Linked DNA regions of Homo sapiens: region 1 is linked to region 2. A link is a contact called in ENCODE Hi-C or POLR2A ChIA-PET data. All regions are on one chromosome and are shown on one strand. Each heading gives the region's core, a stretch centred on a gene start or an enhancer-like site at or near the end of the contact. The rest is flanking DNA. Distances are from core to core; before and after follow the strand shown.

What was found. Hi-C counts contacts between places; a loop is a spot of excess contacts on that map. ChIA-PET counts read pairs that join two places held with the same protein, here RNA polymerase II (POLR2A). Pooled maps may share reads with other maps.
Region 1: POLR2A ChIA-PET joins it to region 2 with 10 read pairs in GM10248. The contact joins the enhancer-like site here to the promoter of NRM in region 2. A Hi-C loop is called at or near these places in 9 of 168 maps with a recorded cell type or tissue (CD4-positive, alpha-beta T cell, IMR-90, K562 and 4 more), 2 of 37 single-sample maps with no recorded cell type and 13 of 50 pooled maps. POLR2A ChIA-PET finds 5 or more read pairs at or near these places in 4 of 52 experiments (GM10248, HEK293, PC-3 and 1 more).

The regions. Positions count from the first base shown.
Region 1 is chr6:31,093,120-31,096,652 of GRCh38, reverse strand. No RefSeq gene overlaps it. Among named protein-coding and RNA genes, the nearest start is that of C6orf15, 18 kb to the left of the region's middle. Within about 2 kb of position 2,137, at least 6 of the 41 ENCODE cell types and tissues checked have a DNase peak (open chromatin) inside an H3K27ac peak, as active enhancers do; they include CD4-positive, alpha-beta T cell, PC-3 and endothelial cell of umbilical vein, where a contact is called at or near this core.
Region 2 is chr6:30,689,631-30,693,583 of GRCh38, reverse strand. It overlaps NRM (nurim), which reads left to right and starts at 2,600. Exons shown (of 4, transcript NM_001384369.1): 1 at 2,600-2,742; 2 at 3,341-3,537. The coding sequence starts at 2,610.

The DNA of each region.
Region 1 (3,533 bases), core at 888-3,387, 400 kb before region 2:
TCAATTCTTCTCTATTACAGTCATCTTTTGTGCCCTTTATGTGAATTTTTATCTGTTATTATCGTGATTTCATGGCCTGCCACAGATTCAATTTACTTCAATTAACCATAATTATCATTCCTCCTCCCATCTTCTTTCTTTCATGCCCGACTGTCAACTTGAACAATGGGAGCTCTTTGAAATTGGCTCCTTTGTCTTTTTAAGCACTGTCCTTGACTTACTTTCCTTCCTTCCTTCCCTCCTTCCTTCCTTCTTTCCTTCCTTCCTTCTCTCTCTCTCTCTTTCTTTCTTTTCTTTCTTTTTTGCGACAGGGTCTCACTGTTGCCCAGATTGGAGTGGCACAGTCACAGCTCACTGCAGTCTTGACCTTCCCAGCATCAGATGATCCTCCCATTTCAGCCTCCCACATAGCTGGGACTACAGGCATGCATCACCATGCCCAGCTACTTTTTGTATTTTTTGTAGAGATGGGGTTTCGCCACGTTGCCCAGGCTGGTCTTGAACCCCTCTGCTCAAGTGATCTGTCCGTCTTGGCCTCCCAAAGTGCTGGGATTACAGGCATGAGCCACGTGCCCAGCCTGTCCTTCACATTCTTGAAGTCATCCTTGCTCTATGGCAACAACAGAACATTCAAGTCCTGTCCTGATTCTTTCCTTCTCTGAGACATGGAATCAGTTGTCACCTAAGCCTTGCATTCTAAGGGGTCCTAGTTTCTATAAATGAAAAACAGTATTTGAAACCAAAGGCTAGGTCCTGGGGTTCCACATGACAGCTAGTGACAAAACTACTACCTCCTCTGTTGGCCACTTTTTTGTTTGTTTGTTTGTTAGTTTGAGACAGAGTCTTGCTGTGTTGCCAGGCTGGAGTGCAGTGGTGCCATCTTGGCTTAGTGCAACCTCAACCTCCCAGGCTCAAGCAATCCTCCCACCTCAGCCTCCCAAGTAGCTAGGACTACAAGTGCACCACCATGCCTGGCTAATTTTTTTTTTTTTTTTTTTAAATAGAGACAGGGTTTCACCATGTTGCCCAGGCTGGTCTCAAACTCCTGGGCTGAAGCCATCTGCCCATCTCAGCCTCCCAAAATGCTGGGATTACAAGTGTGATCCACTGTGCCTGGCCCATAGTTGGCCACTTTTTAAGATAGACGTTAATGTCAAATTTGCTAACTTAACATGCTGTTTGTTGTATCCTACTTGCATTAGAGAGAGCAGGGTAGACTCATCATGAAAACTTTCCACATCACTGAGAGACAATGAAGGGACCATACCCAGGTTTATGCAGGAATGAAGTGAAGGAATATGTGGAAGTTAAAGTCAGTGTGGGGAAGGCTGGAGAGTGTGAATTGGGCAACACTCCACGTAAGGTGAGGTCAGCTGGGAAACCAGTCCACTGTAGAGATTTTGAAGTCATAAGTTTGAGATAAGGTGAAGTGCTCAGTGATTTTTCCACCTGTTATTTTCACCTAACAAAGACCTGTTTGAGCTATAGTCATTCAGGATGTGACCATGTGTCCCCCACCCCCAAAAGATACGCTGAAATCTTAATCCCTGGTACCTCAGAATGTGATCTGATTAGGAAATAGGGTCTTTATAGAGGTCATCAAGTTAAAATGAGGTCATTAGGGTGAGCCTTAATCCAATAGAATTTGAGTGGAGCCTGGAGCATCTGCAGGACCCAAGAAAGTGACCACAGAGAGGGGCCAAGGGGTGGGGGTGCTGGTGCTGACACTGCAGAGCCTTCTAGGCCTTCTTAGGGATTTGGCATTTTACCTGTATCTGAAGAACAAGGGTTGCACTGATGGCAAGCCAAGATGCATTGTGTTTGCTAGGGGCTGCCAAGTTGCCAAGAGAGGAAATGACTCTGCAGATGGTTCTGCAGGGCCTGGCACAGGGCGAGTTTCCTGCATGAGGGAGGTGCTTTTATTTAATTGTTAAATTTGTTTCCTGTTTATGCCCTTCTTTCTCATATGGGGATGTTCATGGCCTCCTGCCTGGGTGGTGACAGCACTCTCCTAACTGGCCTCATACCCACAGGCTCTGCGTCCTCCAGCCCATCCTATAAGTCAGTTCATCAGACCTCTACCCTGCTCAGGTACTGGCTGGGTGCAGAGCCTGCAGCTTGCACAGAAGGTCGTTCCTGTGCAGCTGACTGCCCCTCCAGGCTCTGTCTGTCTCTTGTCCTCACCCTCACCCCTGCTCCTGCTCTCTGCTGGGCAGACACCACTGGTGGAACTCATGAACATTTGCAGAACTAATGACTGAAGGCACCAGGGCCCTGGCAGCCACCCCACCCTGCATGCAACTGGAGCTCTTCACCACTCTGCACTTTGGTTCTGTGATTTGCCCACCTCCTCTTTCTCTGCCTGTTAAATGGAACATTCATTTGCTACATTCCAGTTCCAGAAGCTTTTAACAAAACCCAGGGAATCCTAGAAGGGTACAGTAAGAGGAATGGAAAGAGGAAAGAAGTTAAAATGTATTTGGTGGCCAGACGCAGTGGCTCATGGCTGTAATCCCAGCACTTTGGGAGGCCGAGGCGGGCGGATCACTTGAGATCAGGAATTCAAGACCAGCCTGGTCAATATGGCAAAACCCCATCTCTACTAAAAATATAAAAATTAGCTGGGCGTAGTGGCGGGCAACTGTAATCCTAGCTACTCGGAAAGCTGAGGCACGAGAATCACTTGAACCCCAGAGGCAGAGGTTGCAGTGAGCTGAGATCGCACTACTGCACTCCAGCCTGGGTGACAGAGTGAGACTCCAATTCCAAAAATAAATAAATAAATAAATAAATAAATAAATGTGTTTGGTTCAGGGGAAAGACTAAAGCTACTGAATAACCTTTGATGTTAAATAAAATTATAACTTTAAATAGATGTAAGGGAAATCATGAATTAGACTAGAACTAAAGATGCATGTTTTAAACTACTGGAAGGGCTGAAACAACAACATAGAGAGCAACCCTTTCGGTGAAAATCAGGGGAAAAAATAGTACTCAGAAAAAATAAAGTAATATAGACATAAAAGCTTATCTCTTTTTTAAACAGAGTATTCGTGTTCCATGAAACTGCTGGTGATAATTTTTAAAAAGTGTATTCATGGAGAAAGTTCTGATGAGATATTATTTCGGCGGTTATTCCTTGGTGGTAGAAGCTTTTCAGGACTTTTCAACTTTGTACTTTGTACTTTTACAAAGACCTGTATAGTACTGGGTTTATAATAAAAACAAAACAAACACAAAAGCCCATTCATCTGCAAACAACTCATTGTTCAAGTCTTTCCTGACCCTCCCACTGAACTCCCAGGCTGATGGTGACTTTCTCATGACATTGAAGGACATTGAATAATTATAACTACTGTAACTAATGGGCCCAGCACTAAGCTCTCTAAGCCTCATCTTCCTTATCTGTAAAGTGGGGATAGTCAGAGTTCCCATGTGATAGGCTTGTTGAGATGACTCAACCAAATATTTGTATACGAAATTCTTAGCATCGTGTCTGGCACGATAAGAACTCAATAACAATTTGCTGTTGT
Region 2 (3,953 bases), core at 1,351-3,850:
CCATGTTGGTCAGGCTGGTCTCGAACTCCCGACCTCAGGTGATCCACCCACCTTGGCCTCGCAAAGTGCTGGGATTACAGGCGTGAGCCACTGCACCCGGCTCCTTTTTTTTTTGTTGTTGTTGTTGAGATGGAGTCTTGTTCTGTTGCCCAGGCTGGAGTGCAGTGGCGCGATCTCGGCTTACTGCAACCTCCGCCTCCCAGGTTCAAGCAATTCTCCTGCCTCAGCCTCCCAAGTAGTTGGGACTACAGGTGTGTGCCACCACACCCGGCTAATTTTTGTATTTTTAGTAGAGACGGGGTTTCGCCATGTTGGTCAGGCTGGTCTCTAACCCCTGACCTCGTGATCCACCCACCTAGGCCTCCCATAGTGCTGGGATAACAGGCATGAGCCACCGCGCCCAGCTCCTTTTTTTTTTTTTTTGAGACGGAGTCTCACTCTGTCACCCAGGCTGGAGTCCAGTGGCGAGATCTCAGCTTATCGCAACCTCCACCTCCCGGGTTCAAGCGATTCTCCTGCCTCAGCCTCCCGAGAAGCTGGGATTACAGGCTCCTGCCACCACACCTGGCTAATTTTTGTCTTTTAAGTGGAGACGAGGTTTCACCATGTTGGCCAGGCTGGTCTCAAACTCCTGACCTCAGATGATCCAACTGCCTCGGCCTCCCAAGTGCTGGGATTACAGCTGTGAGCCACTGCGCCCAGCCAGAGACCTTGATTTCTTACCATACCTGCTGTCTGTAGAGCACCATGTAGCACTCAGCTACACTCCCTCTTCATGAGTGGTACTATTTAAATGCCTCAGGTTAAACATCTAGAGATTAGGGATCTTTTCTTACACTTCCTTGTATTTTATTTATTTATTTTTTTGTTTGAGACAGAATCTTGCTCCATCACCCAGTGGATTCTCCTGCCTCAGCCTCCCAAGTAGCTGGGATTACAGGCGCATACCACCACACCCAGCTAATTTTTAAAATTTTTTAGTAGAAATGGGGTTTCACCACGTTGGCCATTCTGGTCTCCAGCTTCTGGTCTAAAGTGATCCACCCACCTCAGCCTCCCGAATTGCTGGGATTACAGGCGTGAGCCACCGAGTCTGGCCTCTTACACTTCCAATGAACCCCATAGCTTGTAGCACATTGCTTTGTGTGGTAAGTGTCTCTATTCATGGTCCTAGCAGGAAATGAATAGCACAGTGAAATTAGGATAATTTGGGGGAGAGTTTAATAAAGTGATAATTACAAAGAAGTAGGCAGGGTGTAGGGAAATCAGAAAGAATAGTGCAGTGCCTTAGTACCCACAGCTCTGTTGTGATCACCTCCAAGCTCAAAAAGATGAGGACAGAGCAGTCGTGTAGAGAGGACTTTCTTTTTTTTTTTTTCTTTTCTTTTTTTTTTTTTTTTTTTTTGAGATGGAGTCTTGCTCTGTCGCCCAGGCTGGAGTGCAGTGGCGCGATCTCGGCTCACTGCAAGCTCTGCCTCCCGGGTTCACGCCATTCTTCTGCCTCAGCCTCCTGAGCAGCTGTGACTACAAGCGCCCGCCACCGCGCCCGGCTAATTTTTTTTGTATTTTTAGTAGAGACGGGGTTTCACCGTGGTCTCGATCTCCTGACCTCGTGATCCACCCGCCTCGGCCTCCCAAACTGCTGGGATTACAGGCGTGAGCCACCGCGCCCGGCGAGAGGACTTTCTCAATAAAAACTGTGACTTTCATTGATACCGTCCATTTGGGACAACTTACTGAAGCAGAAAGCAGGGTGGAGACTGAATTCAAGGGAAAACATAAGATGTCTGGTACAGCATACAACAGCATTGATTCAGAGGAGGGTGGGAGTACTGAGCCCAGGAGACGGAGAAGGAATGTAAAGCCTGCGAGAGGCTGCTCAGCAATTATCTGGTCCCTTAGCCTACAGGATTAGCAGCTTCCTAACTCAGGCAATTATCTCTCTGGACCTGTTTCTTCTATCTATAAGTTGATGGAATTAGTCTAATGATATCTAAGGTCCCTACTATGTGTACGTCTACTGTGACAAGGTCCTTAGCTGCATGATCTTTAATTCTGACAAAGGTTACTATCACAAATATTTTAACATGTTTATTCTCGTGGTTACTAATCAACAATCTCTGGCACTATTACAACAAACCTTTCAGTATTTACAGAGAAGTTATTTGCCATTCTTAGCAACTGGCCAGTCAACAACTCAACTTTATAGTAAGTTACAGAATTTATTCTGTATATTGTATTCTGTACAATGTATTCCATACATTAATTTATTTTGTGGTAAAACAGTAACTTTTCATTTTAGATGGGAAAACTAGACGAGCTGAGATTCAACCCACGTGAGCGGCTGCAGAGCCGCTACCCTTAACAGCTCTCTCTCGGGATTCTAACATTCCCTTCTGTGACGGAGAGACAGCAGGCCGGGACACGCATCCCAGGACGGATCCACAGCTGGATGGGGAAGGCTGCGCCAGGCGGGCCGGAAGCCTGGCGGTGGCGTGCAGGAGCCCCGCCCTCCTGGGCTGGATTCAGCCGGGGGCGGGGCCGCGGGCGGGGCCTGTGGCAGCGGGAATCCCGACCCCGCCCCTTTCCCCACCCCTCCATTTCTCGCCATGGCCCCTGCACTGCTCCTGATCCCTGCTGCCCTCGCCTCTTTCATCCTGGCCTTTGGCACCGGAGTGGAGTTCGTGCGCTTTACCTCCCTTCGGCCACTTCTTGGAGGGATCCCGGAGTCTGGTGGTCCGGGTGAGCGGGAGGGATCGAGGATGAACTGGGAGGAGGAAGGTGGAGCCGTAGGAGAGGGATTGAGGGCGGGGCTTGGAAACAAATGACAGGGGAAGTCCAAGAGAGGGAACTCGAACCTTGAAAGCGGCCGAGAAGCTACAGGGGAGGGAGACCTGAGTTCTAAATTAGGAACTCAAGGATTAGAGTTTTGGAGAGGCGGGAGAGTGAGGACTGAGGGAGCCGAAAAGGGCGGTGACCGGAGTATTCTAAGTAAAGTGTTTTGTAGAGAGGACTGTTGAGAGGAGAGTGTTAAAAAGAAGGAGCATTTGGAGAACCGAAGTAAGAGGGGCAATCCAGCGTGGCCTCTCCAGCCATGCTTTTTGCAACTGCCTAACATGTGGTGTTCTATAAATCCTCTTCCCCAGGTTTGCAGGAGGCCTAGGGAAGAGGGCAGAAACTAGGGATGGAAAAGTGAGATGGGCACAGCCTAGAGAGGAAGCATTAAGGCTCTTGAAAGCAGTAAGGGACATGGCCTGGGGATCCAAGAGGAGATGAGGGTGGGGGAAACATTCTGCCACTGTTTCGATCTTTTGTCTCTTTTTCCCTCAACTTCCTGTAGATGCCCGCCAGGGATGGCTGGCTGCCCTGCAGGACCGCAGCATCCTTGCCCCCCTGGCATGGGATCTGGGGCTCCTGCTTCTATTTGTTGGGCAGCACAGCCTCATGGCAGCTGAAAGAGTGAAGGCATGGACATCCCGGTACTTTGGGGTCCTTCAGAGGTCACTGTATGTGGCCTGCACTGCCCTGGCCTTGCAGGTATGAGGCCCTGGCCTTGCAGGTATGAAATCCTGGCAGTTGAGTCCCCAAGGGAGACCAAGTGTGGGAGGGGTGCCGTGGATTGGAGGGGCAAAATATGGGTTCAGGAGGAGAATTGAGGAACTAATCTCAGCTTCCATTCCTCCACAGCACATATCCTACTTTTTATCAAGAAGGGTGTACTTGTCCTTCCCTAAGCACAAGATATGCTTCTCACCTCTGCAACTTTGTTTATGTCCTGCTTGAGATCCCTTCTCTTCAGTCCTACCCTTTCTTCAAAACCACTTCCCTAGGTCTGAAGAGAAGGCCTTGTCTGTCTTTTCACTGGGTGGTTGGCACAGGCTACTACTTTGCGTAGCTATCAGGTCACCCCATCTATTCTATAAGTTCTCAGGGTAGAGACAGGCCATCCTTAC